2 separate regions of the Mus musculus genome follow, and region 2 is linked to region 1. The links are chromatin loops, found by intact Hi-C in ENCODE. Cell type or tissue: heart. All regions are shown on one strand. Each heading gives the region's core, and the rest is flanking DNA. Links, peaks and the distances in the headings are about the cores only. Region 1 holds the start of Abat (4-aminobutyrate aminotransferase). Region 2 holds the start of Carhsp1 (calcium regulated heat stable protein 1).

The links. A loop is a pair of places that touch in the nucleus more often than their neighbours do. Peaks named below come from ENCODE experiments on the same cell type or tissue, not always from the same donor. Only the 100,000 strongest peaks of a DNase experiment are listed, where the experiment ranks them.
Region 2: it touches region 1 in a loop (2.5-fold over the local background); 2 of 42 quality-filtered maps call a loop at or near these places.

Annotation. Positions count from the first base shown.
Region 1 is chr16:8,506,896-8,522,369 of GRCm38, forward strand. Abat (4-aminobutyrate aminotransferase) reads left to right here and starts at 6,534. Exons shown (of 16, transcript NM_172961.3): 1 at 6,534-6,679. In heart, for the core only: no CTCF peak of the experiment used is centred there; DNase peaks (open chromatin) are centred at 6,466 and 7,546; H3K4me3 peaks cover 2,079 bases; H3K27ac peaks cover 1,708 bases.
Region 2 is chr16:8,667,677-8,683,150 of GRCm38, forward strand. It overlaps Carhsp1 (calcium regulated heat stable protein 1), which reads right to left and starts at 4,477. Exons shown (of 4, transcript NM_025821.2): 1 at 4,437-4,477. It overlaps Gm5767 (predicted gene 5767), which reads left to right and starts at 13,094. Exons shown (of 4, transcript NM_001324517.1): 1 at 13,094-13,222; 2 at 15,204-15,305. The coding sequence starts at 13,195. In heart, for the core only: CTCF peaks have their summits at 6,731 (motif pointing left) and 9,353 (motif pointing left); DNase peaks (open chromatin) are centred at 6,735 and 9,282; H3K4me3 peaks cover 629 bases; H3K27ac peaks cover 280 bases.

The sequences.
Region 1 (15,474 bases), core at 3,789-8,788:
TCCCAACTCCTGATGGAGGCTTCAAGTCCCCCCGGTGAGCACCTAACACAGAATAGTCACTAAATGCACTAAGTGTTTGTTAGACTAATGGGTGGGAGGTCACTGGGGTGCTGGAGAGTAGTTATGTGCCTGCTGGTTCTCAGAGGGCTCGTGGTTTCCAGCACCAGATCAGGTAGCTTACAACTGCCTGTGATTCCAGCTCCAGGGACTCAGACACCTCTTCTTGCCTCTGAGGGTGCACATACATGGCACCCACAGAGAAACATATACATATGCAAGCAAATAAAGATAATTATAACAAGTGAATGCTGCAGTTTGAATGAAAATGGCCCCATAGTCTCATATGCTTGATTACTTACTTGGTCCCAAGTTGGTGGAACTGTTTGGAAAGGATTAGGAGGTGTGGCCTTGTGGGAAGAGGTTGTGGATGGGCTTTGAGGTTTTAAAATCCATGCCATTCCCAGTTAGCGCGCTCTCTCTCTGCTTTATGATACTGTCTTAAGATGTAAGTTCTCAGCTAATGCTCCAGCCTCATGCCTTCTTGTCTACTGTCATGCTCCCTGCCATGATGGTCATGGACACTAACCCCCTGAAATAGGAAGCTCTTTTCTATAAATTACCTTGGTCATAGTGTCTTATCGACGCACTGGAGAAGTAACTAAGACAGTGAGTTAAGTAACGAACTTTAGTCATCTTTCCCAATCAAGGAGACAGTGTAGTAGAACTATGCAAACAAAAGGTACACAGTGTGAAGTCAGACAGGGTGGCCCATCCTTGTAATCCCAACATTCAGGAGGCAGAGGCAGAACCGTGACAAGCTCAAGGCCATCCTAGGCTACATAGTAGCCTCTAGACCAGCTAGGAGTACATAAAGAGACCCTGTCACAAAAAAGTTACAATGTGTCTGTGCTCGTTAGGAGCCAGGAGATAGCTCTTGGATAGCCCTGCATTGGATACTTCTTATTGCTACAAGCAACAATATTAACCATTTTAATCATTTTTAAGTATACAGTGGAGCTCTGTAAGCATATTCACAATGTTGTACGCTGAGCCATAACTATTCATTTCTCAACACACACACACACAGACACACATCCTAGAAAACGGAGAGAGAAGGGAGAGAATAAGGGAGAAGGAGAGAGAGAGAGAGAGCAATGTTGTTATGGTGGCCACTCCTGTAGACCCAGTTACTACAGGTAGAGGCAGGATTTTGAGTCCCATAACAACCTGAGCTACATACTAACCGTGTTTAAAGGGGGAGAGGGGTAATGGTAGAAGGCTTAGATAGCTTAGTAGTTAAAAGCACTAGCTTCTCTTCCAAGGACCTGGGTTCAATTCCCAGCACCCACATGGTGGCTCATAACCTACCACCAGGGAATTCAGCACCCTCTTCTAGCTTCCATGGGCACCATGGCACACAGACATACATGCAGGCAAACCCAACCACACAATTCTTTGGTTTTGTTTTTTAATTGGGCTACGGGTGTGACTTAGTTAGTAGAGGGCTTGCTTTGAACGCATGAAGCCCCATGTTCCATAGCCAGCACTATATTAAACCAATGAGGAGGCGCATGCGTGTAGCTCCAGCACTTGGTAGAGGCATGAGAATCAGAAGTCTAGGTTTTTGTTTCCTCGTTGTTGTTTTGTTTGTCAACTTGACAAAAGCTTGAGTTTGCTGGGAAGAGGACCAGTAGGACTATCCCTCCATCCCAGCCTGGCCCGCACACAAGTATATGGGGACATTTTTCTTGATTGATGAGGGCTGTAGGAGGGCCCTGCAGGGAGGACCATCTGTGGACACTCAGTGGTCCCGAGTGCTGTAAGAAAGCAGGCTGAGCAAGCCAGGAGCAAGAAGTCTCAAAGGTTTCCTCCACATCCTCTGCTTCAGGTCCTGCCTCCAGGTTCCAGCTTGCCTCTTCCCTTCATGGTGGACCATGCTGTAAACTGAAATAACCTTTTCCTCCCCGGGTTGCTTTGGCCATGGTGTTTATCACGGCAATAGAAACCTAACTAAGACCCAGTCAAAGGCTTAATGCTAGAGAGTGTCTGTCTGGTGCTCACAGTGTAATGCCATCCGTTTGTTCACAGTACTGACGGAGGAAAAGAAGAAAAAACCATTGCAAGTTCAAATTTCAGTCATGAAGATTTGGCTCTGCCTTTTTGTGTGTTTGTTTCCCTAACGAGTTTATAGTTGTAGATCCTAAATCAGTTTGCCTCTGCTTTCCCAGTCCTGGAATTACAAGCATGCACACCACGCCTGGACTTCTTTTGGTGGTGGTTGTGTTGTTTTGGGAGTCATGACCTGATTATGGTAGCCCCAGATGGCCTGAACTCAGTGTAAGCCTGGGGCTAGATTCTTACACATAAAGATCTGCCTGCCTCTGCACCTCAAGTATATGTACCGTAAACCCCTGGCTATGCCTGGGTCTTTTTAACCCGGGTTTTAGGGATTGAACTCGGGCCTTTATGTGTTTGAGGCAGGCACATTACTGACTGAGCCTTCTCCCTGACCCCTTAGCTTTTGGGGTATGTGTTGTCCAAAGCACAGGCCTGGAAAACAGATGTATCTTGTAACTGGACTCCAGACAAGTTCTTCCAGGTCTCTGGGCCTCAGTTTCTTCTTCTTTGAGTGAGAGAGGGCCATTATCTCTGATCAGAACCCAGGCTCCCTTTAAGCTTCACACTCTCCACACTCTTCACCTGCATCCCCACAGTGGTACCCCATCCCTACCCTCTCGCCCCTACTCCTCATCCCCTACCCCCACCCCCACAGCTAGAGCTGCCCTCTGTCCTAGAGGACAGTTGCTGAACTTAGAAAAGTCCTCCAGAAGGACTCAGTGTTCTCTCTGCACTCCCAAGGCAACCACTCTCCCAGCAGTAGGAGACCTGCAGGACCTGGGAAGTAACTGCAAACGGCTGCCTCCAGAGGCTGACAGTTTTCTTCACAGGTGGCAGAGTGAAGCTATTTGAGAATCAGCTTGCAAAGCACCTGGCCCTAAACACCTCCTTCCTACTCCTGCTTAGCCAGAGAGAAAGCAGCAGCTTCCCTCTCAAGGGAGCCCTGAGGTAGGGCCCTACAGTGCTGTCCAGACCTGGTTGAGTGAAGAAGGCAGAAGAGATAATTAAAGGCCTTAGCTCGGGATGAAGCAAACTTTTCCAACCAAGAGCACATTGCAGCCGCTCAGCTCTGTCATAGCAGTGCCATCGGCCACACAGAAATGAATCTGGGTGGCCTTCTCCCAGGAAAGCCTTAGTCATGCTCGCTGACGATTCCATTCCTGAATGATCTCACAGGGCTTTCTTCAGATTTTTCTCCAGCCATTTAAAATAGAAAGCCTAGATTTAGTTCAATTTCATTCAAAATAAATAAATAAATAAGATGAGTCCTGGGCCTTTAATCCCAGCACTAAGCAATTTGAGTCAAGAGGAATCAGGAGTTCAGGACCAACTTGGGCAACATAAAAGAACCTGTCGAAAATATCTATCTCAGTCAAAAATAGTGGTACATGCCTTTAATCCCAGCACTCAGGAGGCAGAGTCAAGTGGATCTCTGTGAATTCGAGGCCAGCCTGGTCTACAAAGTGAGTCCAGGATAGCCAGGACTGTAATACAAAGAAATCCTGTCTCAAAACACACACACACACACACACACACACACACACACACACAGAGAGAGAGTATCTCTTGATGCATTTGGCCCATGAGCTAGATTGCCAAGCTACACTTAGATATTTGCTTTGATGTTGTTGTTGTTTTTTTTAATTTTAACTATTTTTTCTTAGCAGAGGAAGGTATGTATGTATGTGTGTATGCATGTGCATATTGTGTGTGTGTGTGTGTGTGTATGTGACTTTATAGCACATGCTCACAATCTCAGCACTCAAGAAGTTGAATCAGCAAAAATTAACCAGATATGGGGGCACATGCCTTTAAACCTAGGATTTCGGAGGCAGATGCAAGCGGATCTTTGAGTTCAAGACCAACTTGGTCTACAGAGTGAATTCTAGGACAGCCAGAGCTAAATAGAGAGACCCTGCCTCAAAATAACAACAAAAAGATTGCCAGAAGTTTAAGGCCAGGTTGGGTTATATGGCTAACAATAATAAATAGCAACCTTAAAAACAAAATAAAATTAGAATAATTCATAGTTTTAATATGCAGAGGTATCTATTTCTACCAATGAGATTATTTACCTATCCTTCCTCTCTAGCTAGCTTCTTGTATCATTTCTGTCTAATATGACAGCTACTCATTTTGTTTGTTTGTCTGGTTTTAGTGAGCAACAGGGGTGATGCTTGAGACGGAGTCTCAATCCCACATTGTAGCCATGCTGACCTAGAATTTGATAAATAGCTCAGGCTAGCCTCAGACTCTTGGCAATCCTCCTACCTCAGGCTCCTGAGAGCTGTGATTGTGTCAAGGATGACCTTGAACTCCTGATCTTTCTGCTTCTACTTCATGAATATTGAGATTATAGGTATGCACTATAAGATTGTATCTATCTACCTATCTACCTATCTATCTATTGATCAATCGATCTATCGACAAGGTCCTGTTACCTGGAACTCACTATGCAGAACATTCTGTCTCCAACTCTGCCTCTACCTCTCCAGTGCTGGGATTAAAAGTGTGTGCCACCACACCTGTAAGTTTTTTAAGGTGGAAATATCCAATTTCTCTCAAGAATGGCTGAGATGAGACTGAGGCAGCAGTACACAAAACTGCACAGTTCCTGGAAAGCCCACAGAAAGCGATAAGGCCAGAGCCATCTTGGGGGTCTGAAAAACAGGCGTTCCCATCCTTTTGCTTTAACTTGCTTTTCTTTACAAAGTATTCATTGTCCATTTGCTCTCTTTGGGCAAGCAATAAATGGATTATCAGCAGGCTTAGGTTTTAAGAAGAAAGTGCTAGATTTACAACACAGCCTCCAGAAAATTCCTTGGGTCAGGTGATAGGGATAACTTGGATAGCAACTGGCAGGACCTTCTGGGTTCCCAAGGGACCGAGGATCTAGGCTCTCACCTGCTCCTTAGTCTAGTCATTGTCTCTTTGGGGTTCAGTTAGGGATCGCAGTGGATTGCTTACTTGGAGTTGTTTCATTTGTTTGCTTATTTCTGGCCTATCTTGATCCCTTTATTTCTAGGTTTACAATCCATAATAACTATATATGAGGCTGCTTGGATTCCTGGACTCAACAGGGACCTCCAGGCTCTGTAAAAGTTGGCCAGATCATGACACAGTTGCCTGGGAAAATCCTAGAGGTGGTTAAATGTTTGCAACTTTGATTTTATCAATGAGTGATAACACCTTGTGTCCAAATAACGTTGGAAAGTTATAAGACCATTAAATATAAGCAAGCAAGTGAGCAACACACACTGCATCCCATCAAACTAAAATAAATCCTCCCTCCCTTTAAAAATAAACAAATAAATAAAAATAAAAAATGAAAAAGGAGCCAGGCATGGTGGTGCCTTTAACCTCAGCACTCTGGAGGCAGAGGCAGCCAGATCTCTGTGACCTGGAGGCTGGGGTGGTCTATATTGCAGGTTTCAGGATAGACAGGGCTATGAAGAGAGACCCTGTCTAACAAATAAACAAATAAATAAGTGAAATAAGAAAGACAAAAGGAGAAAGGGGGAGGAGATGGCTGAGCAACTAGGGCCACACACTGCTCTTGCAGGGGCCCTGAGTTCTATTCCCAACACCGCATTCTGCCAGCTCACAACCACCTGTATCCACAGCTCCAGGCAGTCCCAGGATTCCAATAGCCTCCTCCAGCATCCATACACATATACATAGACAGATAGACACGTGATTGAAATAAATTTTATTTTTAATGAAAGAAAAGGTGTGGGACTTGGTCACTCACATATTCGTTTTAACTGGTTTCCAGTGCATCTTCAATTTTCTGAACACATCTCTATTACATCTAAGATCTTGTTTCTACTCATAAAAGAGATAGAACCAATTCTGCCTTCCTTTACCATTAAGGAAATGGAGGAAGGGTTGGGAAAGAGACCTGTCCTGAGTCCTGACCTGACTCTCAGTTTAGCACTCTTATTGACCTGCTGTGCACCACTGATGCACCAGAAGGTGGCATGGAGGGCCAGTGCCGACAGGTGCTTTAGTTCTGTTTCAGGGCCCCGGATTCTCAGGTTCCAGAGACCAGATCCGAAGCACAGAGGTCGGGGTTGGGGTTCAGCTCCATTCATCAGCAATTCCCAGGATCTTAAAACAGTGATGTGGGGTGGGAGTACATTGAAGATTCGCCTTAGCCTGCAAAGTCCCTCCCTCCTGTAAGGAGAGGACTCCTAGCCCCCATCAGATTTGCTAGGGATCCTTCGGCTGCCTCTCCCCAAGTCCCTTGCTCCGGCCCTCGCGGCCCTCCTCGGAGACCCCCGGGCGCATCCTATCCACGGAGGTCGGACTCTGCCCCCGCCCCGCCTTCCCCCTCCCCCCGGGGGCGGTGGCCCATGGCGGGTGCTCTCATTGGCTGAGGCGCAAGCAAGGGCTAGAGGCAGTGGTGCTGATTGGCCAGGGTGGCTCGGCGAAGCTTGGGAGCCTGGTGAGTCGCTGGGGGAAGCGGAGCAGACGCCAGGCGCAGCCAGGAGCATCGGAAGGTGATCGCGCAAGTCCGGCCCGCGGATCGCAGCCTGTAGATCGCAGCCCGGGCCTGGAGGTAAGTGCGACGCGTCTGTACGCGCGTGGCTCGCCCTTCTGAAGGAAGCCAGAGAAGGACATCTTCCTCTAGAATCCGGGCCCTCCATCCAACCAGTACGCGGGATCCTGCTCCGAAAGGAAAGGGTCTCCCACCTCCCAGGCCCCAGAAAGCAAAACAGCTTCGTGTAACCTTCAGAAATGGGGCCGTCCGTCCTGCCCACTGGCTGGAGGGGGAAATCCCTCCCTCGTTTAGTCCTTGGAATAGAGTCCCCCCCCCCCCCCCAAGTGGAGTCCTGCCTCCGCTAATATCTAGACCCTTTCTCATCTCCTCCCTTTCCTAAAAATCTAAGTTAGGTTCTCTTGCTTCTCTCTCTCTCTCTCTCTCTCTCTCTCTCTGTCTCCTTGGAATGTTGAGGACACAGCTCGACAGAAGGGTCCTATCCCTCCCCAACTGTGAAAGTCCTGGAGAGTAAGACCCTCCTTTCAACAAGGACATCCCAGGCCAAATCACCTGCATGCCCATTCCAGAAACTAGGTGCTGGATTCTGGGGACAAATGACTTCTCTTCTATTCCTATGAAGTCTCTTCCCACCTATAGGAGAAGCCATAACCCCCTAAACAAGGCTTTTAGGGGCCTCCACTTCCCAGGCCTAGAGCCTCCAAACTCTAAGAGCACAGATGGCCTTGGCACTGCAGGACCAGCAGGCACCCCCTTCCACCCCCACCTCCAACACAAATGTAAAAGTCTGTTATTCAGTGTTACCCTACAGACGCAGGTCTCTCTCCGCCTGGACAAAGGGCTATCAACATAGAGAAGAGCTGTTGGCCCACTTCCAAGGGTCCCCTGTTCGTTTCTTGGGGCTGCCCCCATCAAGTCCCGTGGATATTGCCTGATGGAATTCCCTGGGCATTAGGCCAAGAGAAGGCTGCTGCTGGGCTTGTCCACTGGTCTAGGGACACTGTTGGCTTAGCTGTGTGCCTCCCTCACACTAGCCTGAGAAGGTCTGGTGGGGGCAGGTCAGGAGACAGGAAAAAATTGAATCTTGGCCTGTTCTCTGGATCTGGGATGTGGGTTGGGGAGAGAGATGTTTCCTGGAGGCCAAAGGACAGCTCTGGGAGGGACAATTAACCCTGCCTGCAATCCTACGATGTAAAAGAGCATCTACATTAAGACTGACCGTTCATTTGGTACCTGAACCAACTGAGGCACTGGCTCAGAGAGAAAGGAATGGCTCAAGGTCACCCAGCCAGTCACTGACAAAACCAGCGTAGCTCCTATAGGGTCACTGGGGCTCCCCAACACTAGCTCCAGTCTTCACATGTACAGTGGGCACATCTGGGCACCATGTCCACTCATCACAGGACGCAGCCACACTGAGAAAGGCAACGCAGAAGGAGCAGAATTTGTAGAAGGTCTGTGAACACTCCACAGACTCTGGTGGGATCCATTCCTGGGGGCTTAAGGGTTTCTGTTTTGCACCTTCTGCAGTGAAAAGCTTGCCAAAATCCAGATCAACCCAGTAGAATGGATGTTATCAGTTACAATAAGCTAGAGCCAAGGCTACTGTGAGGACCGCGGCTGCGTGACTGGGTTTGCTCCAGGAAGAGGTGCTGAGGAAGGTGCACCCCTTTCCTTCCTGCTGCCTCTGCTCATTCTCCCTGGCTCCCATTCTCTACAGCAATGGCTTGTCCCTGCTCTGCTCATTCTCCCTGGCTCCCATTCTCTACAGCAATGGCTTGACCCTGCTTAGATCCAGCGCCCTTTCCTGGCACACGGGTGATTTTCTGGGACCATTTAGTGATCACCAAGCAGTAGTGACCAGACCCTCACAGATGGGAGAGCTGGGGTACCAACTCTCCCTGCCCCTTCCTCTGTTCAGCTATCAGCTGGCGTGTAGCTGTCATACAAGAGCTGAGTTCAAGGTGAAAACGTAGGGTAGTGGTTTCCATCTGCTTCTTGGTGTGTGATCTTGGGAAGATTTCCTTTTCTCTTTCCTTTTCCTTTCCTTCCTGTTCTTTTCTTTTCTTTTTAAAGGCAGTCTCATATAGGACAGGCTAGCCTCCATCTCCCTGCATAATGGAAGATGACCTTGAACTTCTGATCCTTCTGCTTTCACCCCCTGAATGCTGGGACTGTGTGAGTTTACCACATCATCACAGCCAGCTTCCATGCAGGGCTGAGGCCAGGGCAAAGGGCTTGCTCCATGCTAGGCGGGCACTTTACCAGCGGAGCTATATCCCCTGACCTTTGGGGAAGTCCTCCTCTCTGTTAGTTATCCTCAGAGTAAAATAAGTTGATCCTCAAAGTATATAGCACATCTCATAAGTACAAACAGTGCTCACCATTTCAACTACAAAGGCAAATCAAGCCAGGCGGTGGTGGCACACAACCAATCCCAGGTGAGGCGAGGCCAGCCAGGTCTACAGAACAAGTTCCAGGACAGTCAGAGCTACACAAAGAAACCCTGTCTGGGAACCATCCTCTCAAAGAAGAGACAGCTGGAATGGGTAGTGTGTCAGCCGTGCCTCTGGATGCACCCAGGAATCTCTGCTGCAGACAGGACAAAGGCAACAGACAAACCCGGGCCATGGGAGAAGTGGGCATTTCAAGGAAACAGAGCAGTGTGTGCAACAGACCTTAAACCCAGTTGGAACCTAGGGCCAGCCATCTATTGACTACTTCTGCCTGGAGCAACATGCACAGTCATTGACTTCTCTGAGCCTCAGCTCCTTCTTTCTAGCCTGGAGGGTGGGCATCCATAGGGGTGGGCATCGGGTAAGGGGTGGGCATCAGGCCAGGGGTGGGCATCAGGTAAGGGGTGAGCATCAGGCCAGGGGTGGGCATCAGGTAAGGGGTGGGCATCAGGCCAGGGGTGGGCATCAGGTAAGGGGTGGGCATCAGGCCAGGGGTGGGCATCAGGAAAGAGGTAGCTTGCATTGAGGTTTCTTATTCTTAACCCCACTGGCACTTTGAGTTGGGTGATTCTCAGCTGTGAGGTTTATCATCTTCGTTGCATTTTACACACTTGAGGAAATCTCTCCCATTAGGATAGGATGGATTTATGGGTATGATGTCTGATGTGTGAGCATGAGTTTGGATCCCTGGCACCCACCTAAAAGCCAGGCTAGCCAGTTGGGGAAAGGAGACAGGTAGGTCCTTACTGAGCCAGTCTTGCCAAAAGGATGAGCTCCAAGTTCAGTGAGAGACCCTGTCACAAAGAATAAGGTGAATAGCAGTAAGACACCTAATGATGACCTCTGGACTCCACACCACACACACACACACACACACACACACACCCCATACACCACACATACACACACACCACACATAAACTCACACATGCACACACACACACACACACACACACACACACATATACACATATACATGCATACCACACATACACACATAAACCACACGCACCACAATACCCACACCCACACATACACACCACCACACAGCACACACACACCTCACATACACACACACCCTTACATCTCACACACACACACACACACACACACACACACACTCTCCAGATGACTCAATATCTGGTAGAGGATAAATTCTTCCTCCTCTCCCTCCTCATTGGGGACAGCTGGCCTAGTGTGGCTTCAGACATGGCTGGTGTTGGAGCTAAGCCCACCCTGTTGCCCCAGCTCCTTGCTGTGGTTTCTCCCTGATGGGAAGGTGGGGAGCGCTCTGTTGGTAAACCTCCATCTGTGTCCCTTTAGTCTCTGTCCTTTCAGGAGAACTCTGCCATTTGCAGAGCACCATTAGGATTCCCATTTCGCAGACCATAGAGATGAGAAGTCTGGTCAGAGAGCATCTTCCCTTTCCACACAGAGGCCTAAGTGCTGCTCGGAGAGAAGCGCTGGACATTGATTACATCTGTTTCTCTCCATGGGAGGGGGTTTGTACACGCCACAACGTGCATGCTGAGGTCAGAGAACAACTCTTTTAGGATCCACTCTTCCCTAATTGGTGGGGCCCCAGGATTGAATTCAGGTCTTTAGTCGTGGGAGCAAGTGCCTTTACCTGCTTGCTGAGCCCTGCATGTAATTTTAGAGACCATCTTGTTCGAGAGACTTTCTCAGAAAACGTGAGGCTCTCATACAGTTTAAATTCCATGGAGACCCAGCGGCCAGGGATTTGCTCCAGCAATGTCTCCACATGTGTGCAGATTACTAAGGAGCACCCACTTGTCATCCCAGTGTGGAAGGGGCAGCGTCCTGTATGCTCCAGTGGAGAAAGGAAGGGACTTTTTAGAATTAGGTAGATTTAGGCCCCAAGCCTGGAGAGGTGTCAGAGATGAGTGATTTAGTGAACTACAGTCACTGGGACAATATAGAGAGGATGGTCTTACTTTAAAAACATAATATAAATACACAAGAAAATGGGCAGTTAGGGGCCAGGGAGATGACTGAGTGGGTAGAGAGACTCATCACCAACGACCTGAGTTCCATCCTCAGGGCCTACAGAGCCAAGGAGAGAAACAACTCCTAAAAACTTGTCCTTCAGCTTCCATGAGAATACTGTGACGCACACACACAGATAAATGTATTTAAATTTTTTAAAGAAGATGAATCACCTTCTCACCACTTCAGACAGCTCATCAGTCTTATAGAAAGAAAAAAAAATGACAGTTGAAAGGATTAAAAGGAAGTCCTGAGAAGGGGGGCAGCCCGTTCGCATGTGTTCAGGAGGAGCCCTGCCAGTGGCTCCTGCTGGCACAAAGCGAAGCCCATACTTTGTGGATCCATACCTGATCCATACCTCAAGTTGCCAAAGGCAGAGGTTCAGACTTGTCCCCTGGCAAAAGACAGACCACAAAACCCTCCTAAGTGATAGCTGGGCGGCCCAGGGCCTGCAAGAGAGCTCAGCAGAGCAGATCGATAGCCCCATGCACCACCGTGCCTGACAGGGTTCTCAGCTGAAAGTCAGGGGAGGACTCTGGGGGAGCCGTGCTCCAGTGCCTCCTCCCATGCCTGACTAGCCTCTCTATAACACTAAACACTAAGCTCTTAAAGACTGGCTTCCAATCACACATTCCCTCAGTAATTCCAACTCCAAGGGCAGATTGTCCTTCAAAAGCCGCTTCAAAAGCTGTCTTATTTTCTTTTCCTTTTCTCCTCTCCTCTCGTCTCCCTTTCCTTCTTATCTTCTCCCCTTCCTCCCCTCTCCCCTCCCCTCCCCTCACTTCCTTTCCCCCAGCCCTTAATATTTTGAGACAAGACCTTATGTAGCCCAGGCCAGCCTTGCATTTGATATGTAGCTCAGGCTGCTCTCAAACTCATGACGGTCCTCCAGCCTCAGGATCCATGTGCTCAGTTGTAGACTCTGGCACCTTTATGGAAATTTTCCTTTAACCAGAAAACCATTTCTCCCTCCACCCACACCCTAGTCTCCCTTGGTTCCTTCACTGTTGTCTGGTTCTCTCCCCTTCATTCATTCCCTAGCAAGCAGGGCTTGTGCCAGTCTTGTTTGTGCCCACCTCCCAAATGCACTGCCAGGTTTCTAACAGTAAGAGACATCACTGCATGAATCTCTGCATTTAGAAAAATTATTTGTGGGGCTGAATAGATGGCTTATCAGTTAAGAGCACTGTATGCTCTTCCAGACAACCTGGCTTCAATTTCCAGTAGCCACATGGCAGGTGGCAGGTCTCTGTAACTCCAGCTTCAGGGGACTGACATCCTCACACTGACACCAATGCACATAAAATAAAAATAAATCAGGCATTTAAGGAAAAAGAAAATTATTTGTATTTTATGTGTATGACTGTTTTTGCGTGCGTGTGTTATGTGTGTGTGTGTGTGTGTATGTGTGTGTGTGTGTGTGTATGTGTGTGTGTATTATGTATGTCTGTGTGTGTTATGTGTGTATGTGTGCGTGTGTCTGTGTGTGTGTCTGTGTATGTTATGTGTGTGTGTGTGCATGTGTCTGTGTGTGTGTGTCTCTGTGTGTTATGTGTGTGTGTGCGTGTGTATGTGTGTGTGTCTGTGTATGTTATGTGTGTGTGTGTGTGCATGTGTCTGTGTGTGTGTGTTTGTGTGTGTTATGTGTGTGTGTGTGTGTGTGTGCGCGTGTGTGTGTGTGTGCGTGTGCGTGTGTGTGTGTGTGTGTGTGTGTGATGTGTGCCTTGTCCCTGAGCAGGTCAAAGGAAGGCACCAGATACCCTTGATGGACAGTTCTGAGTAGACATGTGGCTGCCGAGAACCAAGCCCAGGCCCTCTGCCAGAACAGCAAGTGTTCTTATTACTGAGCCATCTCTCCAGGGCTAGAGTCTAGTGGACTCTGTGAATTGTCGTTGTGAGAAAACAGACAATGCATTAAACCGAGTGTTTAAAGTACCTTATAGGATAACGTTCTGTGACATTAAGCATATCCAGGGCTGCTGTGACGTAACATAGCTCTAAGCTATCCTCATCACCCTGTAAGGAAGAATAAGTGGTCACTCCTCACGCCTTGGGTCCCAGTCTCTGCAGATTTGTCTGTCCTGAATACTTCCTATTGATGGACCTGTATTCCATGTGACCTTAGTGTTTAGCTTCTCCATGTCTGTGTATGCAGCAGTACTTCTTCCTGTTTTAGGAATGAACAATATTCCGTCATATAGGTTGATCGTGACTTGCTCCTGCATTCATCAGCCACCCAATAGGTGTGAGAAGGTGATAGAAATCTTGCCTACTGTGAACATGTGTGTGCTGGTCATGGCTTAAAGACCTGCATTTGAGCCGCAGGTGCAGCTCATTTGGTACAGTGCTTGCCTAGCTTGTACGAAGCTCTGGCTTTAAAGTCATCCACAGCTACAAATGAGCTTGAAGCCCACCTAAGGTATGTGGAGACCCTGTCTTTAAAAGGAGGGTAGGTATTTTCTGGAGAGGTGGCTTAGCAGGGAAAGTGCTTTGCCTGCAAGTATGAGGATTGGAATTTGGATCTGCAGAGCCTTTATAAAAACCAGGCAGACTCACTGGCCACCACCACCACCATCACATCACACTGGACATGCAGGACAAAGAGGAAGAAAAGCCTTCTTTCAGTATATACCCAGGAGCCAAACTGACAATCTGGGGCTGACACCCTGTTGAACCTGAGGAACTATTTACATTCCCACCTGCAGTGCGTGAGGGCTCCAGTGTCCACAAGTCCTCAGTAAATTCCTGTCTTCTTCTTTGTTAACTTAGCCTGCTCAGTGCGATGTTGCTACATTGTTGTTTTGACCTATATTTTGGTAACCGCTGGCTCTCGCTGTGGTATTGAGTATCTGCTGCTCATGTGCCTGCGATTCCTTAATGTCTCTCCAAGTCCTTTTTCTACTTAAAAAACAATTGTGGACTCAGGCTGTTGGGGCACCTGTTTAATCCCAGACCTGGGAAACAGACGGGTGAATCTGAGCCGAGCCCAGTCAGGACTAAGAGAGCTGCAAGGCAGCCTGAGCTACTTTGTGAGTAACCTCATTAAACGAAAGTTTCCATTAAAAAATTATCACATTAATTCATTAAGGGGTCACAAATGTATTGTGTGGTTGTGGAGGTCAGAGAGCAACTTCCTCCGTGTGGGTTCTGGGCATCAAACTCTGGTCGTCAGGCTTGGTGGCAAAAGCCTATACCCGAGTTATCTGATGCCCCTCATGTCCCCTTTGCCTGCTTTTCTACTGGGTTTGCCTTTCTAAATTGAAGTTGTGGTTACTTTATTTATATTTATGTTGGTTGGTTGGTTAGCTGATTGGTGTGTGCGTGCATGTATGTACATGCCACATATGAGGTCAGAGGACAACTTTTGGGAATTGGTTCTCTCCTCCATGTATGTTCTGGGCATTGAACTCAGGCTGCTAGGCTTAGCATCAAGCCCCTTTTCCCACTGAGCTATTTTGCTGACCCATGAAGTTGCGATTTGTGTCACCATTTCCTGGTCCATTTAAACTGTTGCTCAGTTCCTGTATAAGTCAGGAACTGTCTGTGACCTTGGAATACAGGCGACTCCAGGACAGTTCCTGCCCACAAGGAAATCACTGTGTAAAGCAGGTTTGCAGCCTCGACGCTGCTGGCTTCATAGGAGGGGGCAGCCATCTGCTTTAAGGCTTCTCTCTGAGATGTTGGTAGCATACCTCCACACAAGTGGTGACAACCACAACCTCTCCATCACTGAGTGAGTGTTCTGTTCCAGGTTGAGAATCCCCTGTTTAGAGGTGCTGTGTGACTGGTCCTTGGAGACATGTTATTGGAATACCCAACAACAGACCAAAGAAAGCTTTGGCCCAGGTCAGTCTTGGTGAACTAATATGTTTCCCAGAATTCTCTACATGGGGTGAGTAGCTCGGAAGCATGGGTGATGCTCACAGAAGCTTATACGTCTCCTCGGCTTCCTGGAGTCCTGTAAGTCTCCCTGTCCTTGCTCTGGGAGGAGAAACAACTACAAAGAGGCTGAACAAACATAGACAGCCATAATTTCTGTCTTGAGGCATATTGTTGGATGTTGGATAGGTGGGTGGGTAGATGGATGGATGCATGCGTGCATACATGGATCAGCAGATGAGCGGATGGATGGATGGATTCAACTGCTTTATTTGTTGGACAGATTGATGAATGTGTGAACGGATGGATGGATGGATGGATGGATGGATGGATGGCAGACTGTACTTTGTAATATTTGGACATGTTCCTGAGGCTGCACTGAGGTTCCACTTTTCTTACTGGAATATGCTACTTTCATTCACTTCTGAACATGGTAGTCCTCACACTTTTAACATGGGCATGCCCTAGAGCTTTGTAAAACAGACAAAAAGCTTAATAAAATCGCCAGCTGAT
Region 2 (15,474 bases), core at 4,730-9,729, 160 kb after region 1:
TGGATGTCCTGGGCTGGGCACAGGCAAAGGTCTTGAGGACCCTTGGTGTGTACTGAGTAACACAGCGACACTGACTAGACTGTGGAAGAAACTAAAACCCAGAAATGAAGCCCCTGAGGTAGGGGTGGGAGCTGGGAGACCCACAAAGCTGTTCCACTCCCCAAACTAGCTACTCCTGAGGCTATCTGCGCTGAAAGGAAGCTGGACTTGTCAGAGCCAGCCCACCCCAGCTGGTCCTAGAAGGGGACAAAAGCCAGCTGGGGTTGGGGTAGGGCTATCCAGGAGGCCTCTCTGGTCCTGCACTCGCCAGGGCACAGCCCTGATCAGCAACAGTAGTAGCTTGGAGTTCCAACAGCCTCAGCTCCCACTCCACCCCTCTGTCTGCTGAGACCAGGCGTGGCCCTGGAAAAGGCACCGCCCATCTTCCATGATGCTCCACTGGGAGCTCAAGATGGGGCTGTGGCTCTTGCCCAAAGGGGCTCAGGACTAGACAGACCCTAGTGAGCTTCTGCCAGAGACAAATTCTGACAAAATGAAATGCCCATGGTGATGTCACGACTTCCAGACTAGGTACCCACGTGTGTTTTTCTGTATGTGAACATGTAGTGTGCACATGCATATGTATATGGAAGCATGTTTACGTACATGATCACATGAACACACATCTGCATAATTATGTGGGGTGATGTGCTTATAAGTGTATGACCAAGTGGCCATAGATATGGGGAGAAGGGAGCAGGGCACACACAACTGTGTGTGCACAGGCTTGTCACTGTGTGCATGAGGAAATAGTGCCTAGCTTCCCCTCTAACTTTGTTATTGAAACAATCTCATGTAGCCCAGCTGGATGCCACCTAGGGCTTCCTGAATCCTAGGCAGGCACTCTGCCATCTGTCCCCATCCCCAGCTGTGGACATCACGTCCAGAAGCACCCTCAAGTACCAGCAAGAGACCGGGGGCTTTCTAATGTTCACTGAGGGATGGGGGTGGGGTGGGGCATGGCACAACACACCTCAGGGTAAGAAATGCACCCCTGAGCCAGACAGCCAGGGTCTGGAGGGCAGAATGCTACACCCACCCTGACTGTCCACCAGAGAGAGCATGTCAGACTCCTATACTGAGAAATGTGGCAAAGGGGCCTTCTAGCCAAAAATAGCCTGGGAATTTTCCACAGGCCTTATAGCAAGCCCTGGAAGATTCTCGGAGCCCAACTGGACAGCGGTCTGGCCTCCCCAGCCCCTTGTAGTCCACCTCATAACCTAGTGCTGCTTTGTGTTAATACAACTGGCCAGGCCCAGCACCTTCTGTGCCTCAAAGCCCCCAGTTTCCAACATGTCTACCCCTGCCTCCCATTCCCATTTTTGAGACTGGCTCAAGTTGGCCTCAAACTCAAGGCAATCTTCCAGCCTCAGCCTCTCTGATATTGGAATTACAGGTGTTTTGTGAGCCATCACGCCCAGCAGGGAAGGATCTTTTGAGATAGGGAGACAGGTGCTTGCTTACAAGGGAACCTAGGTGATGTAGGCCACTTACACTTCAGTGAAAGAAGTCTGCTTCATAGCCCCTGAAGGGCAGGAAAGTGAAAGGTGGAGAAACAAGTGCTTGAGGAGGCTGGAGGCGTCCTTCTTGGGCATGGCCAGAACTTCTTGAAGCGTGTTCTGCACACTTGGACATCTATCATCTCCCAAGGCTTTGTAGCGACAGCCTGGCCACTGGTGAGTGGGTGAAAAGACTCAGGTCAGACTCAGGTGAAGGCTAAAACCTCAGCGCCTCTGCCATGGAGGGAGAAGCCGGTGCCTTCTCTGACGCCACAGGGGTTCATAGGCACTAGAAATGAGAATCCCTTTCCTGCTAGCCTGACAGGCAGACACCTCACCATTTCCCTGTCACCTGAAGCACCTGAAAGCAGATGCAGCTACCCACACTTTAGTGCCCCCAGGACTCTCTGGCCAGTGGCCAAAAAGGGAACTCCAACTCCACAGATGTGGGTGGAGTTAACGTGTCTTTGCTTGGTCAGTTAGCTGGGGACTGCCCAAGGTTGCTTTTTGATTCTGGGAAGCCAGGATCTCTGGCTCTAGCACTGACCTGCTCCCAAAAGCCCCCAAGTCTGCCTTTCTAAGGGATTCCCAGAGGGACAGCTGCTGCGAAACTGCCCAGCTCCCAAGATGCAGGCGTTGGGGAGGGTAGGGGAACACATATACAAACTGAGACGTCAAGGTTCATCTTCACCCCCAACTCAGCCAGACTAGCAGAAAAGAACCCAGAGCCAAGGGAAGATTAAGACTGATCAGCTAAACGGACACAGGGATCCTGGAAGGCACAGGATGAGAAGAGCAGGGGTGTGTGTGTGTGTGTGTGTGTGTGTGTGTGTGTGTGTGTTTTCGTGCGTGCGCGTGCTGTTGAGGCTCACAGCAGCCAGGCTAGCCAGCCACATGCTGCTCCATTGTTCTGAGAAGAGAGAATTCAGTGAGAGTAGGGGGGGGGGGATATCAGGGGCGGGGCCTCTGAACACAGAAGAGCAAACAGTACAGGATTAGGAGACAACCCGTCCCTCCAACAGCCCAGCTGGGACGCCCCCTCCCCTGCCTCCCTCCCCTCAACTGCCAGGAAGCTAGAAGCTCCAGATTAGAGTCCAGAAACCCAAAGCAGTCCCTTCCAATAACGTCATCCCACGGGGCAGGCCAAGGAGACCTCTTGGCCTCCTAGCCCTGAATTGCCTCACCCCACCCCCAGTTCTGCTCACCTTCCAGCCTGATTGTTTCCATCTTCTCCTAGACCCACTAATTCCCTGCCTCAGTTTGACAAGGACCTTGCAAATCCCAGTAGCTCAAAGCTATAGAGGCAGTCCCAGCCACACTGCAGAGCAGAAGGTGGGCTTAACAATAGTGGCCCTAAGGTGTGCACAGTCACACTAGGAGAACCCTCCCCTCCCACAGCTGCCAGATATGAGGCACAAAGTCTTCCCCTTGCATTCGCAGGACTAAGAAAGCCAGCTCCCCCAACCCTAGGCTGGGCTGAAGTCAGCTTACTCTGACCCCAATTCAGCTCATGGTCACCCTGGAGGGTGAGGTGATGCAAGGGCACAGAGTGGCAACCAGGCTGTCGTCACCCAAGAGGCGATGATAGGGGGGAGGGAGGCCAAACTCTGAGGAGACCCCTGTCCCAGACCAGGGAATGGCTGAGCTGAGGCTTAAGGATCACTTAGGGACACAATGAACAGTCAGAGTCACAAAGCCGCTAGAGAAGGCCCTGTGGGAAAGTTCGAGCCTAATAGGACAAAGAACAGGAACATGGGACACAGATTGTAATTCGAGTTTTTAAGTGGTTTGAAGGATCTTGCTGTGGACAGTTCCTCTGTCTTAGTCTCCCCAGTGCTGTGAAGGAGAAGGAAGTTATTTACCGCAGCTGGCCTTGAACTAATTATGGAGCCACGATTGAACCTGAATCCTGAATCCTTTTTACCTCCCCAGTGCTGGGACTGCAGGCATAACCCACCACTACTGGTTTAATGACCAATTATTTTTCATTCTCTCCCTCTGGCTTCAGCTTGGAGAGAGAACATACTAAAAGCACCAAGAAGTAACAGTATGGTCAAGAGGGGAAGGTTTTTAAAAAGCCCCTATTTCTCCAGACACTTAGGCTAGCCAGCTCCCTCTATTCCAATCGGCGGGGAAGGGTGGGGGGGTCTCCTATTTTGCAAAGGGGCACCTCCATCTCTCAGAATCCAGGCCCTGAAGGAGAAGTGGGAATCTACAGCTGACCCTGCACAGACCTAAACTGCAACCTCAGAAAACTGTGAGCTCAGAGCCTGGTTTTTTTAAACAAAAAGCAAAACCCAACCTTGCATTTCCGGCCTGTAAACAGGACCGCCAGTCCCGGTGAAGTTTTCCTCTGTGCCCTAAGGCCCCCATCCTGGCGCAAACACCAAGCGAGCGCGCCCTGCCGCTCCTCCTCCCTACAGGCAGCCAACCGCGAGGGGTCAGGGCGGTTCCCCCTCTCCGGGCCTGGCTACTGTCCCGCCGCCCAGCATGCAGCTGGCGAGGCCCGGCCGTCGAGGACAGCTCCGCCTTCCTCTAGCCGCGAGTCTCCAGCACCTCCAGCCCGCCAGAAAACGCAGAGGGCGCGCCTCCTACGCTCAAAAAACAGGTGGCCCAGAGAGAAGTACTAACCGAAGTCAGACAAGTATCGGTGTTGTGGCCACACCCACCCGTCTCCCCTTGGGGACGGTGAGTAACCCGCGCTCCCCAAACTAGCCCGGGCGACTGGAGCACGTCCCGGAGGTGGGGGTGGGGGGGCACCCATCACGGAGCTGGAGAACGAGAAGGCCCCACAGAGGGGAAGCAAAGTGCAGAGCAGGCCTCGGCCCCGTCCCCGCGGCTCCAGAGATCCCGCGCACCATCACGCCCATCCCTAGGGTCCCAGGACCAGCCACTTACCTGGCGACACGTCCTACTCCTCCAGCTGCTGCTCTTCGACTGCAAGAAAAGATCGGGGACTTGGGGCGTGGCCGCGGGGCAGGGCGGAGTGTGAGACCACGCCCCTTGGAGCTCCGGGCCAATGGACGCGCGGCCCGGACCTTGGACTGGTCGGGGAGGAGGAGCGCGGCACAGCTGCTGCCGCAGGACCTTTGTGTTGATGCCCCGCGGGCGGGAGCCGGGGACTCGGCAGCGGCTGGAGGTGTTCTCCCCGCCACTCGCGGGTCTGCGGGCGCCCAGTGCCGGCCCGGTGCCCGGGAAAGTGGCACAATCGGGTCTCGGCGTGCTGTGCCTGCCACTCCCCAGCACAAGTCCGGCCCCAACCTGCCCTTGACTCGAGATAAGCGGGCGCCTTTTTTTTTTTTTTTTTCAAGAATTAAGAGATAGAAGGAAGGCGAGAGACAGAAAGGGAAATATAAAAATGAGAGGAGGGAGGAGTTGTTTTGTTCGTTTTCTATTGTCTAATTGATTTATTCTTCGTGGGCTGATTTTGAGACAGGATAGCCTCAGACTCCCTAATGGATTTGAGATGGGTGTGGGCACCAACCCCATGTTTTTTCAATTTTTATTTCTACTGAATCCCTGAAGCTTTATGTACTGGCTGGTTTTGTGTGTCAACTTGACACAAGTTAGAGTCATCCGAGAAAAAGGAGCCTCAGTTGAGGAAATGCCTCCATGAGATCCAACTATAGGACATTTTCTCAATTAGTGATCAATGAAGAAAGAGCCCAGCTGGTTGTTGGTGGAGCCATCCCTGGGCTAGTGGTCCTGGGTTCTATAAGAAAGCAGGCTGTGTAAGTCATGAGGAGCAAGCCAGTAAGCAGCTGTCCTCCATGGCCTCTGTATCAGCTCCTGCCCAGTTCCTGTCTTAACTTCCTTCAATAATTAACAGAAACATGGAAGTGTAAGCCAAATAAACCTCTTTCTCCCCAGTTTGCTTTTTGATCAATGGTGTTTTCATGGCAGCAATAGAAACCCTTAAGATACTTTATCTGTGGAAGTAAATGGTGTTTCTTCCAATTTTCAGAAAAGGAAACTGAGGCACAGAGACATGCTGTGATCTATCTCCATGGCCAACAAAGAGAGCAAGCCCTCAGCGTGACCCCCCCCCCAGGGTCAAATTCATATTTCCTAGGTGTGGGAAAGAGGTTCCCTGTAGGTGTGGTAGGCAGCAGCCCCCAGTCTTCCAAGAGATAGCTCATCCCTACTGAGACCCTCTAGACCTACCCCCAGGGCATGCTGAACCATCAAAATCAAGAAAGCCAACTCCTCAGGCAAAGAGAAGGGCTCCCTCGGCTCTCTGGCAGGGGGACTAGAAAATGGTACAGTCACCATTCAGGAAGGAAAAAAAAAAAAAAAGACAGATGCCCAGGCACGTGCCCACGAGGAGACTGAAGTATATAGTCACACAAGCTTTTTGGACCCCTCCATGATCGGTTTATTTATTTTTGAGGCAGTCTTCTGTGACCCAGTATGATTATGAACCATGGCTGTCACCTTTACTGGATCTGCAGTCACCTAAAGAGACAAGTCTCTGTGTATATCTTCTTGGCTAGGGAAATTAAAACGAGAAGGGCCGCCCTAACTGGAGACAGCAGTAAAACCTTTTTGGGTTTCGCCAGCTTGCTTTCCTGTCTTCATGATGGGTGCATCTGCTTTGTTGCTGTTGCTGCTTCCACCATCCTTCATGAACATCAAAACCTAGCGTTTTCCACCTTCCAATCTGGACCAAAGACCAGCGACTCTCCTGGAATCCTCCCGATGTTTAGTGCTAGGTTGGGCATTCTGTGTTCCTCTGTTCTCCGCCTTCTGCTTTGCAGCAGTGTCTCTCACTAATCTAGAATCTTGCCATTTTAGCTCATCAGCAAGCTCTCAGGAGTCACTCATCTCAACCCCAGTTCCCAGCGTTGCAAGCATGTGCAGCTATGCCTGGCTACTCCTGTGGGCACTGAGGGCTCCCGCTCAGATCTGTTGCCTGTAGAGCATGCACTGTAACGCACTAAGCCGTTTCTCCCCTGGCCTATGTCACTTTATGCCAGACTTTGTGCTAGACGTCGGGACGTGAAATAAGCATCCAGCTTGTCTCCATCTGAGAGGGCAGAGACTTCGGATAAACACTAGGCAGGTCCTGCAGAACACTGGACACAGTCTCGGGGATATCCAAGAAAGGGGAACTACACCTAAACCCATTTCTCAGTTCCTGTCCCTCTCTCTCCTGTTCACGGCTCAACACCGCCCTCTAGAGGGAATTTGAAGACAGTGTGAGGGGGGTCCTCCTGATGAGGGGTTCCTGTTCCTGAGGTTGGTAGCCAGGGATGAGGAACAGGCTTGGGGTCTACAGACGAGGCCCCCAGCTCTGCTCCCACACTTGTATCTGTGGGACTAAGGACCTGTACAAGGCTGGACCCTACCTAATTGGACCCCACCAGCTTTTACGTCTAATTCTGAAATAGATATATCAAGACAATTTGTGGATTTTCCAGGGAGGCTGGGGCCAGCTAGGCTGAGATGTTTCTATGATGTGGGACCCATGACAAGGAATCAGTCTTCCATCTTCCGGGTCCTGTAAACCCAGGCACCAGAAACAGGAAACCACTGCAATAGTCAGGTGTGTGTTTGTTTGTTTTGGTTTTTCGAGACAGGGTTTCTCTGTATAACTCAGAAATCTGCCTGCTCTGCTTCCCAAGTGCTGGGATTAAAGGCGTGCGCCACCACCGCCCGGCTTGTTTATTTTTATAAGATGGACTCTCATGTCATCCACACTAGATTCAAACTCACTATATAGCTGAAGATGAGCTGGAATTTCTGATTTTCCTGACCTGAAACTCAAAACAATCCTCCTGCCCCAGCATCCTGAGTTCTGAGATTGCAAGCATGTACCACCATGCCTAGCATTCCTCAAATTCTCATGTGTGTGTAGGGGGGTGCGGGGGGCAGAGAGAGGGAGATTGGTGGTGGGTGCTTGTACCACGCATGCTCTGGAGGGTAGAGAACAACTCCCACCTTTACGTGGGCTCCAGGTCACCAGGCTTACATGGAAGCCTCCGCCCACTCTGAGCCTCTATTTGAGACGGGGTCTCATATAGCCCAGGCTGGCCTTGATCAGTTCAGTAGCTGATGATGACCTCAAAGTTGTGATTCTCTTGATCCAGCCTCCCATATATCAGGATCACAGGCATATGGCACCATGCCTGAGTCTCTCTGATTATTTTATTTTATTTTATTTTTTTAAAGATTTATTTATTATATGTAAGTACATTGTAGCTGTCTTCAGACACTCCAGAAGAGGGAGTCAGCTCTCGTTACGGATGGTTGTGAGCCACCATGTGGTTGCTGGGATTTGAACTCTGGACCTTCAGAAGAGCAGTCGGGTGCTCTTACCCACTGAGCCATCTCACCAGCCCTCTCTGATTATTTTAAAGGTACCGCATCTCTTGAAGAGTTTGGTGACCAGGGTGAGAAGGGTCCAGTCCAGCTGAGTGAAGGCAGGAACATGGAGCAGGGGACGGGTGGCAGGTGGGGAATCTGGTCTCCTGAGGCTCTTCATATGCAAGAGGAACAGTGTGGTCAGCGCCTGCATTGGGAGGGTGTCTGCACTGTGGACACGCCCGTGTGTAGGCAGACGCTGGCACACACCCAGTCTGGTTCCCCACAGATGATGATGGCGGTTTGCTTTTTATTACATTTTTATTTTGTGTGTTAGGTGAGTGAGCATATGTGGCCAGGGATTGAATTCAAGTTATTGGGCTTGGCCGCAAGCACCTTTACCTGCTAAACCATCTGGCCAACCCCTACTGCTTTTTCAACCACATTTGATACACTTCTCAGTGTGGTCCTAGGATGAACCGTGGCTACCAGGGTCTGAGTCTTATTATGACCAGGATGCTACACTCTCCTTGTGCACACAGTGGTGATTTAGTGCACCTCTCCCATCAGTCCACATATCAGGAGTTGAACTTGGGTTCCTAGGATTCACCAAAGCGTGACTTCCTTGAGCCATTGAGGACAAAGCCCCCCACCCCCAACACACACACACACACACACACACACACGCAGGACATGAATCACCTTTTCTCTGTTGGAGCCACTTCCTCCCAGGTGGTCACCTACCTGTGCTTAGCCCTTTGCAAGGCAACATGTCATCTAAGAACAGAGTCCTAGTCCAAACACATATCCCTCTCTGTACTCCAGTACAGTGGCATCTTAAGGCTTTTTTGGTTTGTTTTTCAAGCTCCCCATATGTAGCCCTGGCAGGTCTGGAACTTGCTGATAACTACCAGGCTGACAAACTCATGGAGATGGAGATCGCTTGCCTCTGCCTCCTGAGTGCTGGGATTAAAGACATGCATGTACCACGATGCCCCATCTCATTTTAGAGCCTTTCCACCCTGTCCCCTCTGCTGGAACTCTGTCCTCCAGATCTCCCCAGGTACCTCCCCTCTAGTTATTATAGCTCAGTGTTCTTTCCTCTGAAGAGACCCAGTGCTTGCTCTGGACTATACATATTTTCCCCATGCTGAGCCATCTCATTGGTGCTCCCCAGGGGAGTCCTCCCTGACCTTCTGTAGCCCCTCCTATACCCAGCCCACACAGTGTGCCCTGTGCGATGGTTATAGCACTTTCCGGAGTCCTTCTTTCTCATTCCCCAGCGCGCACTGGGTCCTCCTGGGAGAAAGAATGAGCAGGCTGAAAGATGGGGTTAAGCAGCCTTAGCAGGCTGAGATCTAGCTCGTGACTTTGGGCTGGCTTCTTGACCCCTCTTATGAATCCTTACCTCTCCCAGCCTTGTCTGAGGGTTACTGGGTGAGAGTGGGACTTACCATCAAGGCAAATGAAGTCCTAGGCCGATTTATGGCATGCTGGTCTCCCCCTGGTGGTTGAGGGTTAGAATTGTCAGGGCACACCCTCCCTTCATTCATAATTCCATAGTTCATTCATACTTCCCAGTTCATACCCATCTCATGAAACCCAAGCCTGTGTCAGAGGGAATGAGATCCTCAAAATCCTTGCACTGGATCTAGCTCAGTCTGTAAGTGCTTGTGTAGCATTCACGAAGCCCTGGGTTAAATCCCCAGCACTACACACAGCCAGGTGCTAGCCTGCCTGTAATCTCTGTCTGAGGCCAGCCTGAGACCTGTGTGACCCCGTGTCAAGAACAGGATCCTTAGAGCAGGCAGCCCCTATTTCTATCCCAAGAAGCGACATTCCAGTGGACATAAGAACCCTAGGCCTCAGACCATGGCATCCAGAGGACTCCAGGCAGGGTAAAAAACTGTAATTCAGCACTCGGAGGCTGAGACAGAAAGATCAGCACAAATCAAGGGGAGCCTGGGCCCCACAAGACTCTGTCTAAAACAAAACAAATGAATGAAAACGGTGATCTAAAACTGGCATCCGGATAGCAGTGGTGGCGAACGCCTTTAATCCCAGCACTCAGGAGGCAGAGGCAGGCAGACATCTGAGTTCAAGGCCTGGTCTACAGAGGGAGTTCCAGGACACCCATGGCTACACAGAGAAACCCTGTCTTAAAAAAAAACAAAACAAAACAAAACAAACAAAACAAAAAGCGAGCTGGCGAAATGGCTCAGCAGGTAAGAGCACTGACTGCTCTACTGAAGGTCCTGAGTTCAAATGCCAGCAACCACATGGTGGCTCACAACCACCATAATGAGATCTGACGCCCTCTTCTGGTGCTACTGAAGTCAGCTACAGTGTACTTACATATAATAATAAGTAAATCTTTGGGCCAGAGGGAACAGGGCCGACTGGAGGGAACAGGGTTGATCAGGGTTGATTAGAGCAAGCAGAGGTCCTAAAAATTTCAATTCCCAACAACTACATAAAGGCTCACAACCATCTGTACAGCTACAGTGTACTCATATACATAAAATAAAATAAATTAATATTTTTAAAAAAACCAAAAGCAAAGCAAAACAAAACCAACACAGATGACATCCTACTAGTTTTATTTACTGGGAAATTATCTTGATTACCTTGACTGGGGTGGAAAGTCCAGCCCACAGTGGGTGGCGACCGTGCCCTGTGTGCCCTGGCAGGATCCCAAGCTGTGAGCTGCAGACACAAAGGGCTGAGCGTCACAGTGGGTGTCAGTTTTCCTTGCTGTAGACTTAAGCTGTCCAGCCCTTTCAAGCCACCCTGACTTCTCTGCCGTGGTGGACTGTCCCTTGAACTTGAAGCTGAAGCAAACCCTGCCCTTCAAGTTTCTCGTGTTAGGGTATTTATCACAGCAAGAAACATGAAACTGAGAACACTGGATGTGCACAAGACCCTGGGTTCCAGCCTCGCAACCACATAGAAACAGTTGTGGTGGTGTAGACCCATAATCCCAGCACTTAGGAATCAGAGGCAGGGGGACAAGAGCTCATCACTTTCAGCTGTGTAACAAGTTTGAGCCTGTCTAGCAACACCATGAACTTCAAATGCCCATTCACTTTGTACGTTAACCTTAAACCTAATTTACAATATTCAGATGTGCAGAGATACTGAAATGATTGTGCAGTGAGCAGTTCACTGCTCTTCCACCTTAATCCCACCCTCATCAGCACGGTCACACAGCTGTTTCCAGGGGCCTGAGATGGATTACTTTCATGACTGCCACCACCCAAGTTTTTGGATGCTTAAGTTCCTTATAGCAAAAGACGGCCGGGCATTGGCCAACTGCCCATGCTAGAGATGTGGCTCAGTGGGTAGAGCGCTTATCTTGAATGCACAAAGCCCTGGGCAGATCCCCAGCACTGAGAATACTGGGTGTGGTGCCACTCTTAGAGAAGCCCACTGGGAGAAGGGCTTCTGCACTTAGAATCTAGGGCAGGAAGACTGTGAGTGCCTGGCCAGCCTAGGTTACAGAGCAAGTTCCAGCCCTATCTCACAAATATATAAAACCCCCACCAAGGTTGCAATTATACCCATCCTTCAGATGCATGGTAAGGAACAGAGTTAAGGAGAGGTAAGCTCTCCCTGGGTTCCTGGAGCTAAACCAGCAGGGGAGGCTGACTGGACTCCGAGAAGGCACACACAGGTTTGTGAGTATGTAGGTGTAGACCATGTGACTAGATTTTATTATTTTTTTAGACAGTGTCTCCTATAGCATAAGCTGGCCTTGAACCCACTATGTAGTTGAAGATGACCTTGAACTCCTGACCCTCCCACCTCCACCTCTCTGATGCTGGTTTATAGGTACATGTCACCACATTTAGCTTATGTCCTGCTGAAGATCGAACCCCAGGCTTTGTGCTTGGCAATTACTCTACAAACTAAGCCTGTTTGTTGTTTTGAGACAGAACTTTGTATGCAGTTCAAGCTGACTTGGAACCCACTATTAAGACCCAACTCAGCTTGGCTTTGAACTCATATTTACAGTGATCCTCCTCTCTTTACTTCTCAAGCACTGGGCTTATTGGCATATGTATGTATGTATGTATGTATGTATGTATGTATGTATGTATGCATCTATCAGTGGCAACACTTAGCTCACTCTTCTCTTTTCTTTTCTTTCTTTTTTTTTGCAGGAGCCAGTCAGTCAACATGACTGGGAGAGTGAGGATGATTATAGGAAAAGCAGAAAGAAGATGCAAGAGACAGAGATGGGAGGACTGCAGGCCAATGCCACACTAGCAGCAAGTGTATTTTCTGTCTTTTAAAGGCAAGCAACACAAAGCATGACCAATTCCAGGAGGTTAAACAATGACCACAAATGCTTATCTGGCAAGTTTATGGTACACACTGTTTGACTAAACCCTGTTCCTCCAGGCTTGAACAGTCTCTCAAGGATTTATGCATAAATCTGCGAACTTGGCCAGGAGTGGAAGAACTTGGCCAGGTATATTGCATGCATGTCTTAACTAAAAACAGACAGATGTTGGCAGATTCACTCTTGACTAATTCCAAGCAAGAAGTCAGCCAACGTTAACTCTGGGGTGCACGCTCCCCACACTTCTTCCTTCCTTCCTTCCTTCCTTCCTTCCTTCCTTCCTTTCTTTGTTTTGTTTGTTTGTTTTACTGTTTTTTGTTTTGGGGTTTTTTGGGGGGGTTTATTTGGTTTTTTCGAGACAGGGTTTCTCTGTGTAGTCCTGGCTGTCCTGGAACTCACTCACTCTGTAGACCAGGCTGGCCTCGAACTCAGAAATCTGCCTGCCTCTGACTCCCAAGTGCTGGGATTAAAGGCGTGCACCACCACTGCCTGGCTCTTCTTTCTTCTTGATAAGAACTTATTATGTACCCCAGATTGGCTTTGAATTTTCCATCCTCTTGCCTCAGCCTCTGAAGTGCTGTGTGAAGACATCACACAGGCCAGTGACACCAGGCCTGAGTCCATACTTACCTACATTCTAACTGAAAGGACACTGGTGGTGACTAGCACCTCCATCATGACTCACATCACCGTGTCTTAGCTGGTCTCCCTACTCAGCTTACAAAGCTTCAACCTGCTGTTGGCAGCGAGGCAGTAGTGGGTATGGAAGGGTCCTTCAGGCTGAGTCATAGGCAGGCACCCCCCTCCCTCTCCAGAGGGACGTGGACACAAGAGCCCCTGCTTTGTGCACCAAAGACATCACAATGGCTGGCTGTGGCAGTTGTAAGAGCTCTCCTTTCTCCCCAGCGGGGCCTCTCCAAGGAAACTTCTGGAACCAGGGGCCCGTCCACTCAGAACCTGGAACCCCCTGAGTCTGCTCAATGAGTACTTCTGAAACAAAGGACTCTCATGGCACCAAGAGAGAACCCTGACCATGGTGAGGGACCTCATTCGGGTTGAGTGAGAGCTTGAGGAAGCAAGAGGTGGGAGGGACAATGTACTGGCCTTGGGGCTGATCCCATCTCCTCCCCCGAGTCTCACTGACCCCTACTGCCCAGGTGACCTGGGAGGGACAATGGGCAAGTTAGGCCTCCAGCATACCACTCTCTCTCCTAAAGCATCACATGGAATCTGCCAAACAATACTAATGGCTCCTACATCAATACAACCTCCAGGCAGTACGGCACATAGGACAGGGCAGGGGTCAGGAGGTGGAGCTGCCTATATTCTGAGGTGGCCAACGAAGGTGTTTGACCCACCTCTGAAGTGTTTCCTCTTTGGAATTCCTACTGACTACACGTAAATGGCCGAGAGGGTTCAGGATGCAGTGGCCTACATAGTTAATCCCAGCACTCAGGAGGCAGAAACAGGCAGATCTCTGGTCTACATAACGGAGTCCCAAGACTACATAGAAAAACTCTATCTCCAATAAAAATAAAACAAAATGAAATGAAACAGGACCCAGGGTTATTCAGCTGCGCCCTGGCCCTGTTGGAGTTGGGCTGACTCTAGTACTGGCCACATGTGCTTCATTTCTGACGTTTGGTTTCTTCTTTGTAAGAAAAGCCTAAAAACTGATACCCCCTGAGTCCCCAAAGTGGAGACAGGAGGGCTACATGGTCAGGGGCTGCCTATTCTGCTTGGTCCTGCTCTGGAAGGAGACTCTACAGGAAGCTGTGAGGGGAAGTCATGGAAATTGGCTCTGAGGGGAAGCTCTGAACAGAGAGAATCACTCTTAACTACTAGGTCCTGCAAATTGGGGTCAGGCCATTGGTGAACAAGCCCAGGTCACTTGCAGGCACCTAAAGGTTATACAGAAAAACTCTGTGAATCTTCCTGTCCAGCCCAGATCATGGTGGCTTTAAAAAAAAAAAAGCCATGCCTTTAATTCCAGCAATTTGGAAGACAGAAGCAGGTGGATCTCTGTGAGCTGAAGACCAGCCTGGTTTACAGATCAAGTTTCAGGACAGCCAGGGCTACACAGAGAAACCCTGTCTCAAAAACAAAACAAAACAACCCCCCAAAAACCCAAACAAACAAACAACATGGTGTTTCATTTTGGGTGGTGGCTTATACCAGAAATCTCAGCACTCCAGGCACTGAGGCAAGAGGGTAGCAAGTTCCAGGCCAGCCTAAATGAGATTTGTTTTGTTTTGGTTTTTGGTTTTTTGAGACAGGGTTTCTCTGTGTAGCCCTGGCTGTCCTGGAACTCATTCTGTAGACCAGGCTGGTCTTGAACTCAAGAAATTCGCCTGCCTCTGCCTCCCAAGTGCTGGGATTAAAGGTGTGTGCCACCACTGCCCGGCCTAAATAAGATTTGAACTTAAAAAAATGAACCTGGAGATGCAACTCAGTCAGTTGATGGAGAACTTAGCATGCACTGAGCTCTGGGCTTGTCAGCACTGCATAAACTGGACATGGGGTGCAGGCCAAGGCACAATGGTAGTGAGCCTGGAGATGCGTACCTTCTCTCAACTTCCTCCCTGCTACAGAAAGCATCAGAGGAAACATAAATATCCTGACTTCAGAGCCACGCTGAGGTTAGGTCCCTTGCCTTTGGTCAGAAACCTACCTGGTCTCTAATACATACTTACTGAGCGACCTCATGCAAGGTATTCAACCTTTCTGAGCCTCCCTACCTGTACTATTCGGCTCCCGCTTCATTGAGGAATGGGTGAACCATGTTTCCTGTTTGGCACTGTGTGGCCAAATAGCCCATCTCAGACCTCTTGCACTTCCCCTGTGCAGAAGGAGGGCATAAGTGGAGGCAGAAGTGCCTGAGTTCAATTCCTGGTCCCTCCACCTCCTAAATATATATAACTGTGGGCAACTTAGCTCACAATGGCAGTGTCAGCCACACGGTGGCTCAGTGCCGGCAGATCTGAGACCTGGGGCCTTGCCTCTTGTTTCTCTCTCAGATGTTAGGCAGTCCAGGGAGACGCCACCTTCTTCCTACCCTCCTAGCTCAAGAGGACCAGGATCACCTGGAGTTTACCCTGTGTACAACCAAGTCCCACCAGGTAAGTAAGGAACCCGCCTCCCCTCCCTGTGTCTCATGTTCAGGCACCCAGAAGGCCAGTCACCAAGCAGACAGCACCTTCTCTGGTGAGCCTGGGCCTCACACTGCTCACCTGAGATGGTGCCATACCTAGAGTTTCTGAGATATCTTCCTTTCTCTACTGCAAACTT